Regions from separate parts of the Mus musculus genome. Here regions 2 and 3 are each linked to region 1. Evidence: chromatin loops called from intact Hi-C (ENCODE). Cell type or tissue: left cerebral cortex. All regions are shown on one strand.

The links. A loop is a pair of places that touch in the nucleus more often than their neighbours do. Peaks named below come from ENCODE experiments on the same cell type or tissue, not always from the same donor. Only the 100,000 strongest peaks of a DNase experiment are listed, where the experiment ranks them.
Region 2: it touches region 1 in a loop (2.6-fold over the local background); 2 of 42 quality-filtered maps call a loop at or near these places.
Region 3: a loop joins it to region 1, with 3 times the contacts of the local background. A loop is called at or near these places in 2 of 42 quality-filtered maps.

Annotation. Positions count from the first base shown.
Region 1 is chr1:78,307,821-78,312,820 of GRCm38, reverse strand. Sgpp2 (sphingosine-1-phosphate phosphatase 2) reads right to left here and starts at 2,475. Exons shown (of 5, transcript NM_001004173.2): 1 at 2,319-2,475. The coding sequence starts at 2,402. In left cerebral cortex, a CTCF peak has its summit at 2,106; DNase peaks (open chromatin) are centred at 1,170, 1,787 and 2,476; H3K4me3 peaks cover 1,933 bases; H3K27ac peaks cover 1,475 bases.
Region 2 is chr1:78,368,538-78,373,537 of GRCm38, reverse strand. All of the region lies in intron 2 of Sgpp2 (sphingosine-1-phosphate phosphatase 2), which reads right to left. Among named protein-coding and RNA genes, the nearest start is that of Gm51634, 14 kb to the right of the region's middle. In left cerebral cortex, no CTCF peak of the experiment used is centred here; DNase peaks (open chromatin) are centred at 1,736 and 2,262; H3K27ac peaks cover 1,084 bases.
Region 3 is chr1:78,228,747-78,233,746 of GRCm38, reverse strand. No RefSeq gene overlaps it. Among named protein-coding and RNA genes, the nearest start is that of Gm2102, 13 kb to the right of the region's middle. In left cerebral cortex, a CTCF peak has its summit at 2,768; DNase peaks (open chromatin) are centred at 1,416, 2,868 and 4,807.

The DNA of each region.
Region 1 (5,000 bases):
TAGGAAAGAAAAAAAAATCACTTGATATTTTAATTTGATCTTCAGCAGACTCTGTTTAAAACCTTAAAAGCTATTGATTTTTTTTTCTACTGTAATCTATGCTTAGATAGCCACAAAATTCACAGAGCTTCAAGTGGGTGAAAGTCCAAGGGAAGAATATGAGCAGAACAAACCTCTTACAATGTTGGAGATTTCATCTACAGGAGGAAGCTGGGCGTCCATCAGATTCCCCACACAAAGGCACAGTTACACAGTGTAGGCCATTCTACAGCCAACAACCCTCAAGAAGCAGGAGAATTCCCAGAACCAGAAAGAGCCCCAAGACAGCAAAGGGCATGTCGAGGAGCTTGCCTTCGAAAGTTGAAGGGTGTCTGCTTTGACAGTACATACCTAAAACCCCAGCCCTTGGGAGGCTCAGGCAGTTTTATCAGTTCAAGGCTAGCCTGGGCTACAGATCCATACAGTTAAAAAACAAACAACAACAAAAAACCCCAAGAAAACAAAAAACAAAAACAAACAAACAAACAAAAAACACTGGAAGGGCTGTTCAGCCACCACCTGGTTTGTAAAAACCAAGGGAGAAAGAAAACAGGGCTGTGGGCAGAGTTATCCCAGTGGCCCCCTTGAAGCCCTGTGAGTTATCTGGGGGCAGGGATGCAATTACTTCTCAGGGGGAACGTTCCATGTGTTTGTTAAGGATTAACCTTTCCACATCTTTTAAAATGAACCTAAAAACAAAAAAAACCTCATGAACCCTTCCCTTATCAAAAGGTCTTGAGTTAATTTTTTTCCTGTTATGGCTACTACAGGGATTTAATATCCTGAACTTTCAGTTTTCTTTTACTTATTTCATGGACTTCAGTAATCCAAGCGCTGGGAACGAGAACCCCACTCCTTGATTCCCCAGACTATCTGGGACTACAAGAAGGAAGAAGCCTTCCCCAGAATGTGCAGGCAAGTAATCAAGGGGATTGTGTAAAAACAATTTAAGAAACATTAGTGGAAAAATTCAGTCCTGAATGAGGAAGAGCAGGTACAGGGGAGACAAGTCGGATAGAGTGCAGCCCCCCACCCCCACCCCCGCGCTGGTCCTGAGCCTAAACAGAGCGCCTGTACAGGAAAACGCTTCCCGTGGGGGTGGGGCATTGGGCTTATGTGCTAGCACCTTTTGAGGCAAGGCTCTGGCAAAGAGAGATGTCTTGAATTAATCTCAAAGCTATCAGCATGCCGTGAAGTAACTATAAAGTGAAAATATTTTGAAGAATTTCTCTAGCTGAGAATACACAACTAGCCTACTGCCACTTTTCAAATGAATTCTGTAATTTGATGCCTCTATTATTCTGTCCTACACAAGCGCCAGGTTCTTAAGTAGTTATCTATATATAAGGACGTGTCACCTTCCAGTCACCAGAATCTCTCAGAAAGAATAAAACACTGAAGAAGGGGGGTGGGGGAGGCGGAGTAGAATTGCTTCTGTCCTGGTTTGTTATTTTCTACTTAAGCCGAGGGAAAGGGCAGCTGCTGGTGGTGCCCAAGGGAGACAAGCTTTCCTAGCTGCCATCTGCCGCCTGCCTGGTCCTTTCAGCCTGGAGGAGTCCCTGTGCACCTCATAACGCAAAGCTGCAGTAGGGTTGTATAACCTTGCTCCGGATGCAAAGCATCTACCGAAAAGGCCGTAAGAGCCAATCATAAAAGACCAACCAGTGCCTCCAAAACTAGGGGGACGTCGGGAGGGAGACAGTGTTGAACTCCCATCTCTGAGGTTAGGTTAGCTGGGGGGCGGGGCTGTGAATTCCCAGAGGAGTCCAGGGCGGGTGTTCAGCAAAGCAAAGCGCGCGACTGGGATGTCTGCACGGAGTAGGAAGGGGGGATGCGGCAGCAACCTAAGGACTTTGAGGAGTTCTCAGGCTGTGTCCCAGGGAAGTGCCAAGGACATCCCCGCTCCTCTTTTCAGTTACGTAACTCTCACACTTTGGGTGGAATCTAACGAACTTACTCACTAAAGTAATTAAAGTAGAAAGTCTTTCCGCGGATGCATGCAAAGGTGGTGTCTGAAAAGAAGTGACTGACTGCCACCTGCAGCGAGAAAGGGTGGCATCGGGTGACTGTTCCCCGCCGTGCCCTTCCTAGGATGGAAGCCGGGTGGCGGCGGTTGGAGCCCTCCAATCCCCATCTAGGAGTCACCCGGAGCCGCAGGTAAGCAGGCGGCCGTCGCCCTCCTCCCCAACGGCAGACACCGAATCCCGGTTGTCGGAGAGATGAGAGACCTCCGGGACCCCTGTCGCCCACTTCGAAAGGCCCTTCTCCCTAGGACTGACCTCCCGCGCTGGGAAGAGCCCGCAGCGGCGCTGGAAGCGCGCCACGAGCTGTGAATCCCGCAGGCTCCGCAGCAGTTCGGCCATGGTGAGCCGTGACCCCGTTCCTCCGACCCGCAGCCACGCGCGTCCGTGTCCTCAGCGTGCGCCCTGGCCTCGCGTTCCGCAGCCCGATGCTCCCAGCGCAGGACGGGCGGGGCGCGGTGCCAGCCAACAGGTGCGCCACCCGGGTCCTAGCGCCCGCCCTACACGCGGGCAAGCCCAGGTGTCCGCCACCACCTTGCACACGTCACCGTCCCCTTCCTAGCCAACCGGGCGGCCCCAGCCCCTTACCTGCCTGCTGGAGAGTGTGCTTGCAACTGCGTGGACGGGTCCACGTGCATGACCTATGCGCCATCCCCACTCCCGCGCATCCTTCCAAGTGCTGCCGGAAGCCTGGACGCTTTGTGACCCTCCTTTCAAATCTGGAGTTCAAGGTGAAACTGGTCGCCACTACACATGTGTCCCCCACATCCCAGCTCCCTGCCCCAACCTTTGCTTGTTTTCTGAAAGACTTAATTCCCAGGGAGTCTGGTTCCTAGGGAGAATTCTCAGTGATTTCTAAACTTCCTGAAATGTTTCCTTCTCACAGGCCAGTCACCTCATTCAAATTTGAGAAAGAATAGCAGAAATGCGGAGAGTCAACCCGGGTGATTTTATGGAAAAATAGAAATCTCTTTCTCTCTCCTACCCGCTGTGTGTGTGTGTGTGTGTGTGTGTGGTCTCTCTCTCTCTCTCTCTCTCTCTCTCTCTCTCTCTCTCTCTCTCTCTCTCTCTCTCTCTCTCTTCCTCTCTTTCTCCCTCCCTCCCACATACCTCCTCCCTTTTGGCCTTGGGAAGACTTTAGACCCAAAGGGAACAAGGTACTGAGCGACTACCAGGCGCCAGCCACTGCTTAGAAGAGCAAAGGAAACGTCCTGCAGATGGTTTTTCCTGAGCTTTCCTAAACCTCCCTTCCGGGTCTCTGAGATCCTAAGATGACCTCTGTACCTCATTGCAGGGAGTGAGAAGCAACAGTTAAACGAGGGCCAGGTGATTGGCCTGCAGCAAAACTATAATCCAATCCTTAGTTGGGAACAGAAGGCTGCGGGGGGGGGGGGGGGGGTTTCCTGGCCGCCCTTTTAAAGCCTGCTATTTGGCGGAATAAAGGACCGTGCATGAACACCTGCCACCACCCTTGCTTATCCAGTTGTCCTTCTAGGCTGGGAAGTCTTCGGTTCCTGATACGTGAAGATGATCTGGTCCCCTCTCATTCCAGTTTTCTGACTCCCTTGTTCCTTAGTCCTATCTGGAGAACATGTCAAGGTCGCTAAGTCAGCAGTGGCTTGTTCAGAGATTCTATTTTCTTTCCTCTTCCAGAGGAAAATGCAGCCCTATGTCATACTCAGTCATGTGTGGCTGAAAAGGCAGTTGCCTCCACCCCTAGTGCTGTAGTGATTTTTGTTTTTAAAGATTTATTTATTTATTTTTATGTGTATGAGCACACCAGAAGTGGGCATCAGATCCCATTACAGATGGTTGTGAGCCACCATATGGTTGCTGGAGTTGAACTTAGGACCTCTGGAAGATCAGCCAGTGCTCTTAACTGCTGAGCCAGCATTTCAGTCCTCTCCCACCCCCAAAGTTTGATTTTAACAGCTGACATTACAGTAGCTCCCAACCTGAGCCTTTATACATTTAAAGAATATGTTCTCCCAGGAAGACCCTTGAATTGCATGTCTCCTAAATGGGTCGCTCCAACCTTTCTATTTCAGAAAGAGAGAGAGAGAGAGAGAGACAGAGAGAGAGAGAGAGAGAGAGAGAGAGAGAAACCTAAAAATATGTCAAAATATGTCATACTTAATGTGGTACCAAATTAGATTTCTTTCAGGTCTTTGACTCAAGTTTTTAGTGACTCATGAACCCTGAGATAAGTCACCGTGGTTTTTGTTTCCTTCTATGATGAGACACTAGTCTTCATTTATTGTCTTTCTTAAGAGACTGTTGTGAAAATCTTCAGAGGCATCACGAGCCAGTTACAGCAATATGCACTGTGACAAAGGTCCTGCTCTACATCCTATGTCTCCTTCCATTGACGCAGGCTCTCTCACAGAACCTGGAGCTAGGCTGGCTCTGCCCTCCACAGTTGCTGGGGCTACAAATGCCACATTGCCACATCCTTCGGTCCTCATGCACTCACAGCAAGTGCTCCTATCCACAGAGCCATCTCTCTGGCCCTTTGTATTTTATTTTTTAAAGACATGGCTTTGTGATATAGCCTCAAATGTCTTCAGATTCTCAAATATGTCTGCCTCTGCCTGGCAAGTTCTAGATTCCAGGTATGTAATACCATGTGCAGACAGTGACATATGTTGAAGGAATCAGTATTGGATATATTAGTTAGGGGTTTGCCTAAGTTGCTATAATGAGCAGACTCCAAAAGACAGTGGTTCTAAGAAGACAGATATTTATTTCTCTCTGTTATACGGGTCCCACTGTATGGCTAGTGGCTAACTCAATGACTTGAGCTGCCTTCATCCAATGGCTTCCTTGTGCCCTGCCCTGGGACCACACCCTAAGTCTTTGTCCTTTTTTTGTATAGCTTCTAAAAAGGAGCACACAGTGAAAATGTGCCCTTGCAGTCTGGAGAGAAGCTTGGAAGTGTCA
Region 2 (5,000 bases), 61 kb before region 1:
CTATAATGTGAATATCTGTGTTTTCTGATGGTCTTAGCCAACCCTTGTGAAAGGGTCACTCAACCTCCGAAGGGGTCGAGTCCCATAGGCTGAGAACCACTAGGCTAGCATTTGCAAAAGAGTCTGATAATCTGAGTTCAATTCCCAAATCCCACAAGGTGGCAGAAGAGAAAAGCAACTCCACAACATTGTCCTTTGACGTCACATGCTAACACACCACACACACACACACACACACACACACACACACACACACACGCACAAATGAATAAATAAAATTGCATAACCTCAATTGAACTATCTGTGTATACACATATATCCATTTGACACTGTGCATATACACATTAGTACAGACACTCACATACACACATAGGAGAAGGCTAAGGAAAGCTTGGGGCAGAACTCTTACCACTGCAAATAAGCCGGGTGGCTTATAGAGAAGTCCATTGTTATTTGACACAGTTAATCAATAGTTCGGGAACACTTAGAGATTTTAAATTTCATGTATTTTTAGGTAACATAGCACTTCTCATAACTAATACTGCCTGTGAGCTATTAGGAGGCCTGAAGCTGAGCAGAAGGCTGTTCGAACACATCTGAAGAGGTACTGGGGGGCAGCTCCAGTTACAGCTGGAAAAGGCATCCCTAAAACACATTAAGAACAAAGACTGGGGACCACTGCCTATTTTGTGTGGTAGGAGCTTTTGCCATTATGTTTGATTATAGTTCTGACTAATGCTTAGGAGTTTGCAACAGTGAAATCAGAAAGCCAGTCTGGCGTGGGCAACAATCTTACCACGTCTACTTCATCTTCCTATCAAGTCTGTTAACTGCCAGCCTAGAGGGAAGGGGGCTCCCATTATTTGTGTGCAGCTCCTCGGAGAAAGACTACAGATGTGTTGCTGAGAGACCATCCGCAACACCAAGGTCTATGGGCCGTGTAACGAGGACAAACCACAAAATAACTTTGGCCCCAAATGATTCTTGGCAGTGAAAACTACACTGGGTGAGGCTTAGCTATGCAGTATCATTGGCAAACATAATTAAGTGAGGATTTAGGTGAGGGACCTCGTGCAGAAGGATTCCTTCGAGAAGCCATAGGAGTCTACTGCAGTAGAGACCACAAGGCCTGGCGCAGTGCTGTACACCGAATAATCCTAGCATTTGGCAGGCGGAGCTAGGCAGATTCTGAGTTTAAGACCAGCCTGAGCTGTATAGTGAAAACCATTTTTAAAAAAAAAAATGTTTTGCTGTGTTTAACCTTTAAAAGAAAATGTTTGGATAGAAGTCGTTCAAGGTAAGTTCTGGAAAAGAGCCTTGAGCTTCTGTGAAAGGGAAATGGGTGGAATCAGAGCATGCAGCGCTTCTCTGTCAAAGACATTTCTTTTAGGCTCAGTGTAGGATAAGGACGGCAGAAGGGAAGGCTTGGGAGAGGGCTCTGGGTGATCTTAGCTCCCCATGCTCAGTTGCTTCACAGTAAGTATTAGTGTGTACAAATCAAAGCTAAATGTGCTTATGAGTGTACTTGAAAGGGCATGCTCTTGTGAAATTACCAAAATAGCACTCCATATTATAAGGAAGGCCAGACTGCTCTTGGCTCCCAAATTTGTCTTTACAGGCATGCTATAGAGGTCCTTCACATCCTGTCTCCTGAGACAGAAATGCTACACTACCTATTTCAAATTTGCTTAGAGCCATCTGTCTCCACAGGGGAGGTGAGGAGTTGGCAGCAGACACTGTGCTATAAACAGCTCATCTTAAAGGGCCAGTGCATTCTTACAATTCTTTTTGGACTTAGTGGCTGTGTGCCCAGTCAGCTTAGGAAGAGTGTTACTGTGGCTAACATGGGTGTAATGCATTACACCCATGGTTCTATGGCCCTTTCCCCTCTCAAAAGGACAGAGAGATACTTAGGCTTGCTATGTCTGGGAGACTGCAAGATTTGGAAAATGCTCTATGAGATGTGTTCAAAGAGGACTCTGCTGGTTGTCTCGTTTGTATCAACATTTACTGTTTCAACGCAAATAATCGGAGTGTAGCTGTCGGTGGTATAGTGCAGTGGAAGATGCATGCTTAGCATGTTCAATGTCTCGAGCTCAATCCCCAGTATCAGTAATTAATAACAATGACGATAATAATGCATTGATCTCAGATTGGAAAGGTTGGCAGAGATCCAAATGACCACAAAGGCGTATTTAAGATGCTCTATGTTTTAATTTGGGTGCTGGTCACCCAAATTAGCTTTTCAGAAAATTTCATTCACAGAACTGCTGTCCCACTTACCACCCACATTTTCTGGACCAGGTTCTAATGCATGCGTGGCTCTTTATGCTTCAGTTTTAAAGAAATACACCCTGAGACGTCCCTTAGTATGTTTTCCTAGACACAAGTCTCAGAAATGCATAAACACTCAATGCTAGCATCCACAAGAAAGACAGATGGCAAGTCCATGCAGCCTCCAACATAGCATTTTAAGTTACTGCTGCTTTGTTTTGTTTTGTTTTGTTTTGTTTTGTTTTGTTTTGTTTTCAAAGACAGGCACCTGGTTTGTAACTCAGACCTTGGCAGGGTTTTCTTGCTTTAATTCTTTCCATGTCAAAGCCACACCCCTCTGATTGCCCTCTAAAATCAGAGTCAAACATACCTTGTTGCTTAATAGACTTCTGCAGAGAGTATAAAAAGCCCATCTTCGACACATGTTCTAAACTCTTTCCTTATTATAAATCAAGGTTTAAATTTCTGAGTCCAGTCTCCAGAAGGGTAAAGGCCTCAAAGCACAGACAGTCGAGCCATCTCTTCAGTCCCTCGAGCTCTCTTTATTTCACAACACCTGTCTGAGCAGCCCTCACACAGTTACCAGGCATGTGATGGAGGAGTGGGGTGGCATCAAGCACCGAGTTTATATTATTTGAGGGTGCAACATTCTCCTTCACCTGGATCCTTTCTTACAGCCTAGTAAAGAAACCCTCTGTCTTGGTCTCACTTGATTGCTATGAGAAACAAGTGGTTTCATCTGACAATTCCAAGTCACAATCATCATTCAGGAAGCCAGGGCAGGGACCCAAGGTGAGTGTTTGAAACGAAAAACCGTGGTGGAATGCTGTTTGCAGCCCAGGATCTGTGTGCAGAACAGAACGGCCCACAGTGAGCTGCACCCTCCTGCATTAATTACTAACCAAGAGGATGTCTTACAGACATGCATGCTCACCGACCAACCTAATGTAGGCACTTCCTCAATCAACTCAGATGACTCTAGACTGTGTCAAGCTGACGATGAAAGCTCACTAGGACATCATCTCTGACATTTTACTCTCCTTTTATTTGTTTACACTGTGAGGGTACAAAAGGAAGGAAGCTTACTGCTGCTCAGGAACCTACGGATTCCAAGCTAGAGGTTTCTGCAAGTCCTTCAGCATGCCACTCTCCATCCAACAGAGTCTAACTGCTGTTATGTTTGAAGAGCACTTTCCAACTGAACAAAACACTGCCCCCCTCCTCCCTCCGATTTCAGTGCCTGGGAATGCCAGAAGAAACTCAATGTTAAAAGGAACAGAAAACGCAACATCTTTTTTTCAGTTAAATCTGAACAGAGCAGGGAAAACAGTGAACGTATATGCTCATGCTCCCGTCTGCCAACCCCAGAGGGCAAAGCTCATGGTCTTGCTGTCTGCTCGCACCCCCTTTGGACATAACAGGCCACTGAGTGCTCCCTCACCAAACTGCTCTCCTTTGTCCTTTGTTTGTCCTTGGTCATAAGAACAGACATTTTACAGGGACTCAGATCTGGGCTAGAGGCAGCCATCATACCCCTAAGAGTTCCTTGTATATTACTATAAACTCTTCTCCCTATCTGCGGCCCATGGGAAGACTACAAAGGCAACTCAACGCCAAGACATGTGGGTGACCCAGGGCAAGTATTCTTTAAGTTTATTTTTTGCACTGTACGTATGGGGACACTGTGCATGTATGTGCACATATGTGCATGCATGCATGCATATGTGTATGTATGTGGGCACATGTGTGTGTGCTAAGACTGGGAGGTGTTGCTGAGTGTTTTCTTCGAACCTTCTCCACCTTACATACTGAAGCATCTCACTTTAATCCAGAGCTTGCTGATTTGCTAGTCTAACTAGCCAGCTTATTCTAGGGATCCCCTGCCTCTGCCTCTGAACGCTGAGATTAGATTGCAGGTGAGCTGCTGTGCCTACCTGCCTCATCCTGTGTGGATTCGAGGATTCAAATTCAGTTCTCACTCAGGAGTACATTATCTTCTGAGCCATCTCCCTTAGGCTCAGGGCATTTTTTTTTTAAGAGTAGATACATGGTTGAAGTCAGAACTTAGAATTAAAGAGATCTGACTATTCTCAAAGATGCCCGATCACCAATATTTGCACAATCATATAACTACCAGAGAGCAAAGAACACTGTGGGCATCCTTCTAGACACACATTTTATAGTCAATCAACGCTGAGGCCTCAATACAAATACTGTTTGGCTACTTATTACTACAATTAACTCCAAAGCTGAGTCAGTTACTAATTCCTCCTGACCTGGCTCCGTCTCCATGAGGCCTCTCATCTTGCTTTACATACATGTCACACAAACCACAGTGCAAGAAGCCACCAGGGTTAGAAGCCAACTCCCCTACTTCTGAAGGGTCATGAACTATGCTTTGACTCCATTTTTCAAGACTAAAGTATTGCTGAATCTTTTCCAATCCTATTGCTCATTCTAACTTCTTAAATCGTGAACTGAGAGTTACTGTGAATTATATATAAAATCCCTTATCACAAAGCCGTCTTAGACTGCATACTGTGATCTCTGCAAAGACAGACAGACAGATATAGATAACCCTCAACCAACAATAAGGTAGGATTTATAGAGGTTTTGGTTTTTTTTGTTTTTTGTTTTTGTTTTTGTTTTTCAGTAGGTTCTCTTTCCTCCCTCTTTTCCTCCTTACTCTTCACTACTAGATCTTGGGACCCAGGGCCTGATCCATG
Region 3 (5,000 bases), 79 kb after region 1:
ACACTTAGTGTTCAGCCCTGAGAACATACATGTACAGGTGATATTACACAGTGTGGGCTGCTTATATTCATGTATTTAGGAATCTACATGTGTGTGTGTGTGTGTGTGTGTGTGTGTGTGTATTGTGTATGTAAAACAATTAAAGAAGAGGAGGTCATGAATTTGAAAGCATAGGGGTACATGGGAGGGATTGGAGGGAGAAAAAGGAAGGGAAGAAATGATGTAATTATATTATAATTTCTAAAACTCAAAGAGTAGTATTAAAAAAAAAAGAGCAAAAACAATAAAATAAAACAAGATGACTCCCTGAAAATCAGCCAAACCCTGAGTGGCCTTGAGATCTCCTAGCTCATCTGTAAAAGACTATTGAAAGCCGTTTCCATAAACATGGTAATGCGACCAGACCATCAGTGAGCGGTGGGTCCGGAAGGAAACCTTTTGCAGTAGGACTCTAAGAAGTACTCGCTCCTTCTGGTCTTGGTGTATAAAGAATCATTGTCTTATGGCTGTGTCATCAAATAGTTGGCAGACTCATAGTTGTATTATAGAGGATAAGATAACTGGACAGTAAACAGGTTTTTGTTGTTGTTGTTGTTAGTTTGTTTTTCTAGAATTTTAAGGACCTTTTTAAAAATTTGCCAGTTTCCAACATTTTCTTTTGGTGGTGATTTATCTTATGATCCTAAGTGAACATTTAGTATTTCTTCTTACTAATTTAAATCATTTTTCTGAAAAAGGGCCTCCAGGATTGTATAAGCTTCAGGCCTATGAGCTCTGGGTTGGCTGAAGTCAGTACCTCACCCCCGCACTCTGATAATAGATATGAAAGACCCTAATGGGTTTGCCCTTTACAGCTGCCTCAGTCTCCTGAAAACCAAATCTGCTTATTATTAAGTCTGCAAATGCACCGTTGATGGATTGTAATGACTCTAAAGGAATCTGTGTGGCCAGAAAGATAAATAATACATTGTTTAAAGGGTTTTGAACTCTTATAATGTTTTGGAAGATGCCATTTGTTAGAAATAAAAGAAATTAGGAGGAAGGCTACATCATGGTCAAAGAGAAAAATGCATAAACAACTAATTGTGATTAAGCATGCTGGAGGAAAGGTGATTAATTTCTGACTTCTGTCCTAGGGAAATGTTACAAAGTCATCCTCATGTTTACAGGCAGTTGAGCAGATCGCACATCACAGAGCCCGTCTGGCATGTTCCCCGTCAGAACCTTTGACTTCTTTCTTGCAAGGCCACGGTAACCTTTGAGATAACGCATCATTTTCCAGAGAAGATGCAAAGAGTTTAGAAAAGGAATTGCCCAGTCTCTCTTTCTGCCAGTCCATCGTGGTCTCTATGCCTGCCGAATCTCACTTCCAGCATATAACAGATGCAAAAGGGACAATCTGTTCCCCTCAGATCTGCCTCACTTTGAATCATCTTGGAACTTACCATCCAGTCTCTAGATGCTATTTATTTAAAATGTTATACTCTTGGTGTCTTTAGTCATAAGGTTTGCTAAAAATAATTGTCGCTGTCTGTAAACGTTTGGTATACACTGGTTTATACAACATTGAACTAATTTTTCACATCTGTGCCACATTGCTTCTCAGAGCCTTTAATAACGAGTCTTTAAGTGCAGGCTACGGGCTGGGGTTTGGAATGTTTCCCAGATTGTTCAATCAAAACCCCCTTGTTCTGAGGAATTAATTTTTTGAGGGACTGTAACTTTGGGAAATGCTGCTTTGGCCCACAGTAACATGAAGCAAGTGGATATAAATGTTTTCTATAACATAAAAAGCAAGCAAGTGACATGATATTACGATAGTAACTGTTGTTGTTATTAGCAAGAGCGTGATCGTAGAGCAACCGTTGTCTCATCTTTTCTACTGGGTCCACTGAAGCTATCTGTGTAAATTTCCACTATAGTAATTTTATTTTACAACAAAATTGATGAAAAAACATTCTGCAGACTTCTGCTGTAAGCTCTTGTCTGCTGCCTTGGGAGATTCCATTACGTGTGTGTGTGTGTGTGTGTATGTGTGTGTGTGTGTGTGTATGTGTGTGTGTGTGTGTGTGTATGTGTGTGTGTGTGTGTATGTGTGTGTGTGTGTGTGTGTATGTGTGTGTGTGTGTGTGTGTGTGTGAGACTCCACTGCATTTATTAAAAGGTGTATACTGTCAAAGCAATCACCATCAAAACTCTAAGGATCTAAATATATTTCTCACAGAAACAGAAAATCTCATCATGAAATCCCAAGAGTCAACAGATAGCCTAAGCAATTTGGGGAAAATACAGATGGCGAGGACTAGTATTCAGGAATTAGTTCTGAATCCAAAAACATATCCCAGAACTAGAGAGATCAAAAGGGTGAGATACTGGGGATAGAGTTATAGCTCAGTGGGAGAATGTGTCTCATGCTAAAAGCTCTCAGTTCAGTCCCCAAAATGTGGTATTGTTATAAATAAACACAGATTAATAAACCAAGACAGTGCTATGCAGTATCTAAAATTAAACTCCCACATATATATGCAAGTCACCTTTGACAAGGACACCAAGACCCTTAATGGACAAATGCAATTTCTTCAACAGATACTGTTTGGGAAAAAGTAGACACCCACATGTAACAGAGTGAAGCTGAGGGGCCAGAGAGATGGCTCTGAGGTTTAGGAGCACTGCTTGCTCTTGCAGAAGGACCTGAGTTCAGGTCCCAGTACCTACATGGTGGTTTGCGACCATCTATAACTGCAGTTCCAGGGAATCGAATGCTCTCTGTGACCTCTGGGGGCACTAGACATGCACATGGTACAGAGACATCCATGCATGCAAAATAGTCAGACACAGAAGATAAAATAAACACAGCTAAAATGTTTTAAAGAGTGGAGCTGTCCTCATACATGACATTGATCTTGGCAATGATTTCTGAGATATGGCAGTAAAACCAGTGACAAAGTGAGTTTAAATTTTATATGACTCATAGGGAATCAAAGGAAGACAAGCTGTCCATAGCTTTAAATAGTCTGAACTTGAAATTTGCTTTCCTTTTGTGTTTTGCAGTTGGTGATCATATGCACACATGAAGGACTTGCGTGGCTATAATAACCTATGGAGGCTTTTGCTACTTCGATCTTTGGTAAATAGCTTGACTCTCCCACAGTCCATGAAGACCTGCAGAACCTCTCTGTTTAGTCAAAGGCATGGTTCAGCATCTCTGTGCACAGCCTGGCAACCCCTTTAACTTTTACTCACCCCAGACTCTCAGACTATCCCTAGTGTCAAGTTGGGAACTTCACTGTCCTTAGTAGTTCTTAGAAGTCAGGCAACTATCACATCTTATTAATTAATTTTTAATTTTTTCAATTTAATTTTATATGTATAATTTTTGTATGCATGTATATATACATGATGTATGTATGTATGTATGTATGTATGTATGTATGTATATATGTATGTGCATCACATGCACTCCTGGTCACTATGGAAGTCAGAAAATGTCATTGAGTCTCCTGGAACTGGAGTTACAGATGATTGTGCACCATCATGTAGAGACTGGGAGCCAAATCCAGACCCTCTACAAGAGCAGCAAATGTTCTTAAGCACTGAAGAGTCTCTTCAGGACCTATTTATCTCCATGACTTTGTTTGCTTGTTTCATTTTTTTCTAGACAGGGTTTCTCTGTGTATCCCTGGCTGTCCTGGAGCTCACTCTATAGACTAGGCTTAACTCAAACTCAGAGATCCATCTGCCTCTGCTTCCTCAGTCCTGGGACTAATGGGGTGCACCAACAGGCCCAACCCTGTTTATCTATTTTTGAAATAAGGTTTGATATGTAGCCCAGACTGGCTTTGAATTGCAATCTTCCTGTCTCAACTTCCTCAGAGCTGAGATTGCAGGCAGGCTACAATGTCCAGTTCTTAGATAGCCTATGCCACCATGCCAAGGTCTTAGATAGCCTATGCCACCATGCCAGGGTCTTAGAAAGCCTATGCCACCATACCCAGATGGTCCTTAGATTTGGAGACACATCACCACATTAGAAACATCAGAACAAATAGAAGCAAGAAAACCAACAGGATCACATCCAAGAGTCTGCCTTTCTTTTAACTAAAAGTTTGTGCCTCGCTTAAATTGTTCAAAGAAAAGCTTCATCTTAGTCAAAATCACAAAGTAACCTTGTGATTTTAGCATCTCTGCCTAGTTATTTTCTAGGGAGTTTCTGAAAACAGAGGAGATTTGAAGAAAAGATCCCAGGATGCAGAAAGAACTTCCCAAGAAAGGTACAGCCCTCGTCCAGCTGAGCTTGCCTTTATCACACAAAGCATCCTAGTTCCTGCTGGAGGAACAGGTGCTACCCAATTAGGCCAGGAGCTCATTAGTGTTTAAACCCTTACGTCTTGAATGACTCATAGACAGTTTGGTAGGACAATTCTCATCCATCAATGACAATTGATGAAATGGACAACTCCTGCATGTTTGGCCTCTCTACATTTTTGGAAAGATCTGGGTAGTAAAAAGCTTCGGAGACCACGCAGAGACAAGAAACGGAAATTTAAAGCCACTGCACACTGAGCCCCCGTCTTCCCCTTCTTTTTGTACAGCATTGATAGTCTCCTGTTTCCTCTTCACTTTCCTTGAGGCCCTCATTCCTGAATGGAGGGCAATGACGTTCGCCATCTGAGCATTCAAGGCAGAGCTCTGACTCAGGCTGGGCAGTGCCTGGGAGAGAAAGGACAAGAAGGAAGGAATCCTCAGACTTTCTGAAAGCCCAGAACTTCCTCCATGTTTTCATGGGGACAGATGGGCTCCCCATGAGTCAACTGTTTCCTGATTTCTTAAAGGAGGCAGAGAAGTAATAAGCAAAGCCAGGAAAGCTAGCAGACCGTGGTGGCGCATGCGCATATTCCAAGCACTCAGGAGGCAGAAGAAAGTGAATCCCTGTGAGTTTGAGGCCAGCCTGAACTACATAGTGATACTCTGGTCTTAAAACCAACACAAAGGAAAACACA